Regions from separate parts of the Homo sapiens genome. Here region 1 is linked to region 2. Evidence: read pairs that join two places in POLR2A ChIA-PET (ENCODE). Cell type or tissue: GM12878. All regions are shown on one strand.

Region 1 (2,500 bases), 200 kb before region 2:
GCGGTGGCTCACACCTGTAATCCTAGCACTTTGGGAGGCTGAGGCAGGCGGATCACCTGAGGTCAGGAGTTCAAGACTAGCCTGGCCAACATGGTGAAACCCCATCTCTACTAAAATACAAAAATTAGCCTGGCACGATGGTGGGTACCTGTAATCCCAGCTACTTGGGAGGCTGAAACAGGAGAATCACTTGAACCCTGGAGACAGTGGTTGCAGTGAGCCAAGATCGCAGCACTGCACTCCAGCCTGGGTGGCTAAGCGAGACTCTGTCTCAAAAAAAAAAAAAAAAAAAAAGAAAAGAAAACATTTACAGTCTCTGAATTGTTTTTATAACTTGCTTGTAAATACACTGAAATACTGACCTGTAACAAATAGCATATGACAGCTATCAGTCCAACCCAGCTGTGCAGACTGTACATATTGGCTATATTGTTAACATTGTGGTTCTCAAACACGGCCACCACAGAGATAATTGCAAGAATGGCAGCAACTGCATTTAACCCTGCATGGATGGATTTCATCAGGAGCTTGCTGCATTTCCAGGTCCACGGCAGTCTGTAGACGATGATGGCTAGGGAAAGACGAAAGGACACAGAATGTGTTTTGTTTTGTTTTTTAAACAACACAAAATGAACAGTTTGACACACTGGACACTCCCTTTTTGAAACCTTTTTCCCTTGGCTTTTGCTTCTCCCCTCTTCCCCATGTTACCCCTGCCTCTCAGTGGCTCCCTCTAGGGGACGGTGGAGGAGTTCCTTTGCTGGCATTTTCTTCACTCCCAACTTGTGAATGAACCTTGGTGCCTCTCAGGCTCGGTCCTAGGGCTTTTTCTCCCTCTGCACTCCCTCTTGTGGGTGATCTCATTCACTCTTTCACTGAAATGCTGTCTCCATGGCAGGGACTCCAAAAAATTTATATCTCCAGCCCAGAACTGTCTTCTAAGCTTCAGATCTGCATAATCCAATGTCTTCTTGGTATTTCCGTACGGCGTTTGCTTCCCAGACATCTCAAACTTATCCAAAACCAAATTCCTAATCTTAACAATCTGATTTATGCCTGTTGTCTCCTTTCTTCTTAAAAATGTCTCAGTTTGGCCGGGCCCAGTGGCTCATGCCTGTAATCCCAGCACTTTGAGAGGCTGAGGCGGGGTATCACTTGAGGTCAGCAGTTCAAGACCAGCCTGGCCAACATGGTGAAACCCCATCTCTACTAAAAATACAAAAATTAGCCAGGCATGGGGTGGCATGCACATGTAATCCCAGCTATTCTGGAGGCTGAGGCACGAGAATCGCTTGAACCCGGGAGGCAGAGGTTGCAGTGAGCCGAGATTGCGCCACTGCACTCCAGCCTGGGCAACAGAGGAAGACAAAAAAAAAAAAAAAAGTCTTAGTTTGATAAGAAAAAGAAAGGAACAGAAAAACATGCAAATTTAAACCATGCAATAGAGAAATACAAATTTAAGCCGAATGAGAATACCTCTACCACATATCTGAATGGCTAAACCTGGAAAACACCAAGTATCAAAATGAATATACAGCAGTCAGAACTCTAATGTTCTGCTGATGAGTGCTTTAATGAGAACAAAACTTTGGAAAACTGGCAGTATCTACTTAAGGTAAAGTTATGCATACCTTATTGTCCAGCAATTTCACTCTCGGGTATATGCCAAAAAGAAATATTTATATGATCATCAAAAGATACTAGAATATTATTAGCAGTACTATTTATAGTAACCAAAACCTGGAAACTCCCCCAAATGCCCATCATCAATAGAATGAATAAATAAATTTACACCATGGAAAGAAACGATCTACAACTAGAACTAGACCCAGTAATATGGATCAACCTATAATGTCAATCTCAAGAAGCCAGACGTTAACAAGTATATAGTGTAATTCAATTTATATGAAGTATAGAAACCAGCAAAACTCATCTCTGCATTGGAAAAGTCAGGATAGTAGTTGCCTTCGTGGGGAAGGATACAGCAATTACAATGGAACACACAAGGGATTTTGAAGACTCCTACTAACATTCTGTTTCTCAATCTAGGTGCTGGTTTCACAGGTGTCATAGACAGAAGATTCATCATTCTGCATGTAGAACAAACTCCAATTAAGTTTTTTATGGCCTGGCGCGGTGGCTCACGCCTGTAATCCCAACACTTTGGGAGGCCGAGGTGGGCAGATCACTTGAGGTCAGGAGTTCAAGACCAGCCTGACCAACATGGTGAAACCCTGTCTCTACTAAAAATACAAAAAAATTAGCCAGGCATTGTGGTGCATACCTGTAATCTCAGCTATTTGGGAGGCTGAGGCAGGAGAATCGCTTGAACCTGGGAGGCAGAGGTTGCAGTGAGCTGAGATCATGCCACTGCACTCCAGCCTGGGTGACAGAGCAAGACTCCGTCTCGGGGAAAAAAAAAAAAAGAAAACAAAAGTTTTTTTACAAAGGGTTGTCTTAAGTGTCCTGGTTTAAGCAATAAATTATATGGCCACCTTAA
Region 2 (2,500 bases):
CAGATCAACCATAAATAGGTTTCTTTCCATTAGTGCAGAGGTGAGTATGTTTTGGACTTAATATCACATAATTCTTTTGTTACAAAGATCCACTTTCATTTCTCAGACCTTAAATACAGATGGGAGTTTCAGTCTTTATAGCATTCCTGCTGCCAGATACAATTCAGCCTTGATGGGAAGGAAGTCTTGTGGCCAGATGGGTGGAGATCCACGGTACAAGGCCATAAAGATAAAATTGGAAAGAAGAAAATTATAAGGGCCTCAGGACAGGGTTCTGTAACAAAGATGAACCTGATTACAGGCAACTGCTTGTTCTGAGAGTAGGGGCTTCTTTAAAATTGTGAAGGAAATGCATCTCTTATTTTTATTTTTAGTTTAATTTATTTTTGGAATGTATAGTAAATTCACATGGATCAAAATTCAAATGAAAATTCTCCTTCCAACTGTGGTCCCCAGCCACTCCTTTCCTCTCCCTAGAGGCAACCAGTATTACTGATTATGTGATTATCCTTCTAGAAGTATTTTGTACCTTCTACAAGTGTGTGTGTGTGTGTGTGTGTGTGTGTGTGTGTACATGAATATTTCTATGTAACCATACATGCGTATTTTCTTCTTATTTTAATGAGTGGTTACAGAATATAGACACTGTTATATACCTTGCTTTTTCACCTAACACCAAATCTTGGAAATTATTCTGTATTCCTAGAAAGAAAGCTTTTGCACTTTTAAAATGGCATGCGTCTACAGTAGGTTAAAGTAATTCCTAATGCGTGGATTAGGCCTATTACATAATAGCACTCAAGAAATTGTTACTGCCTGTAGCACTGCCCAAGAACACGGAAAAAAAAAAAGGGAAAAAAAAGGAACGTGCCAGGCGCAGTAGCTCACGCCTGTAATCCCAGCACTTTGGGAGGTGGAGGCAGGCAGATCACTTGAGGTCAGGAGTTTGAGACCAGCTTGGCCCACATGGTGAAACCCTGTCTCTACTAAAAATATAAAATAAATAAATAAATAAAAGACATGTTTGTTGAATAAATGAGGGAGAGAGTGGGTTACTTTATTAATTTTTTTTTTTTTTTGAGACGGAGTCTTGCTCTATGGCCCAGGCTGGAGTGCAATGGCGTGATCTCGGCTCACTGCAACCTCCGCCTCCCAGGTTCAAGTGATTCTCCTGTCTCAGCCTCCTGAGTAGCTGGGATTACAGGCGCCTGCCACCACACCTGGCTAATTTTTGTATTTTTAGTAGAGATGGGGTTTCACCATGTTGGTCAGGCTGGTCTTGAACTCCTGACCTCGTGATCCGCCCGCCTCGGCCTCCCAAAGTGCTGGGATTACAGGCATGAGCCATCGTGCCCGGCCCTTACTTTATTAATTTAAGGAGCAAATAGGAAGAGGCAGAAAGCGAAGAATTACCTGAAGCTCTGAGACTATTGACCTAACCCTGACCACAGGATGACATCATAAAATGCATATTTGTTTTAAGAGCATCAGAAATTTTCTTTAAGGCTTCATCTTGGGAGATGTCAGTAGGAAGAGATGCCTTGGAGGTTGGGGGAAGAATGGAGTTACGGGATGGCCTCCAGATTCCAAAAGTCAGGAGACATGGCCATGGATTCACTGTGATGGGGCTCTAGGACTTGGAACAAGTGGATTTAGGTCCTTTCTTCAAATGCAAAAAGGGAGGTTGGAGTAAATTGTTCCAATGGACCCTTTTAGCTCTTAAATTATGTTGTTTATAATTTTGAAATTTCCTGTCTGATCACCAATTTGCATTTATGCTGAAATTGTATTTGTAAATACATTAAAAATAAGGTGTCCTTTCTTTTATTTGTTTATTTATTAATTTTTGAGACAGGGTCTCACTCTGTCTCACTGCTCCAGGCTCTTTTTTTTTTTTTTTTTTTTTTTGAGACAACTCACTCTGTTGCCCAGGCTGGAGTGCAATGGCGTGTTCTCTGCTCACTGCAAATTTCTCCTCCCGGGTTCAAGCATTTCTCCTGCCTCAGCCTCCTGAGGAGCCGCGATTACAGGTGTCTGCCACCACACCCAGCTAATTTTTATTTTTTTAGTAGAGATGGAGTTTCAACATGTTGGCCAGGCTGGTCTTGAACTCCTTACCTCAAGTGTCCATCTGCCTCATCCTCCCAAAGTGCTGGGATTACAGGTATGAGCCACCGTGCCCAGCCCTCATTCTTTTTTTTTTTTTTTGAGACAGAGTTTCACTCTTGTTGCCCAGGCTGGAGCACAATGGTGCAATCTCACCTCACTGCAACCTCCACCTCCCAGGTTCAAGCAATTCTCCTGCCTCAGCCTCCTGAGTAGCTGGAATTACAGGCACCTGCCACCACCTCCGGCTAACTTTTTGTATTTTTAGTAGAGATGGGGTTTCACTATGTTGGCCAGGCTGGTCTCGAACTCCTGACCTCGTGATCCACCCGCTTCAGCCTCCCAAAGTGCTGGGATTACAGGCATGAGCCACCGCGCCTGGACCTTTCTTTAA

What was found. ChIA-PET counts read pairs that join two places held together with the same protein. Peaks named below come from ENCODE experiments on the same cell type or tissue, not always from the same donor. Only the 100,000 strongest peaks of a DNase experiment are listed, where the experiment ranks them.
Region 1: POLR2A ChIA-PET joins it to region 2 with 7 read pairs; 2 of 35 experiments call an interaction of 5 or more read pairs at or near these places.

Annotation. Positions count from the first base shown.
Region 1 is chr2:171,539,656-171,542,155 of GRCh38, reverse strand. It overlaps CYBRD1 (cytochrome b reductase 1), which reads right to left. Exons shown (of 4, transcript NM_024843.4): 2 at 363-571. Among named protein-coding and RNA genes, the nearest start is that of CYBRD1, 18 kb to the right of the region's middle. In GM12878, a CTCF peak has its summit at 733 (motif pointing left); a DNase peak (open chromatin) is centred at 1,485; H3K27ac peaks cover 1,532 bases.
Region 2 is chr2:171,339,907-171,342,406 of GRCh38, reverse strand. The region is part of intron 3 of METTL8 (methyltransferase 8, tRNA N3-cytidine); the gene reads left to right. Among named protein-coding and RNA genes, the nearest start is that of METTL8, 93 kb to the left of the region's middle. In GM12878, no CTCF peak of the experiment used is centred here; no DNase peak of the experiment used is centred here; H3K27ac peaks cover 638 bases.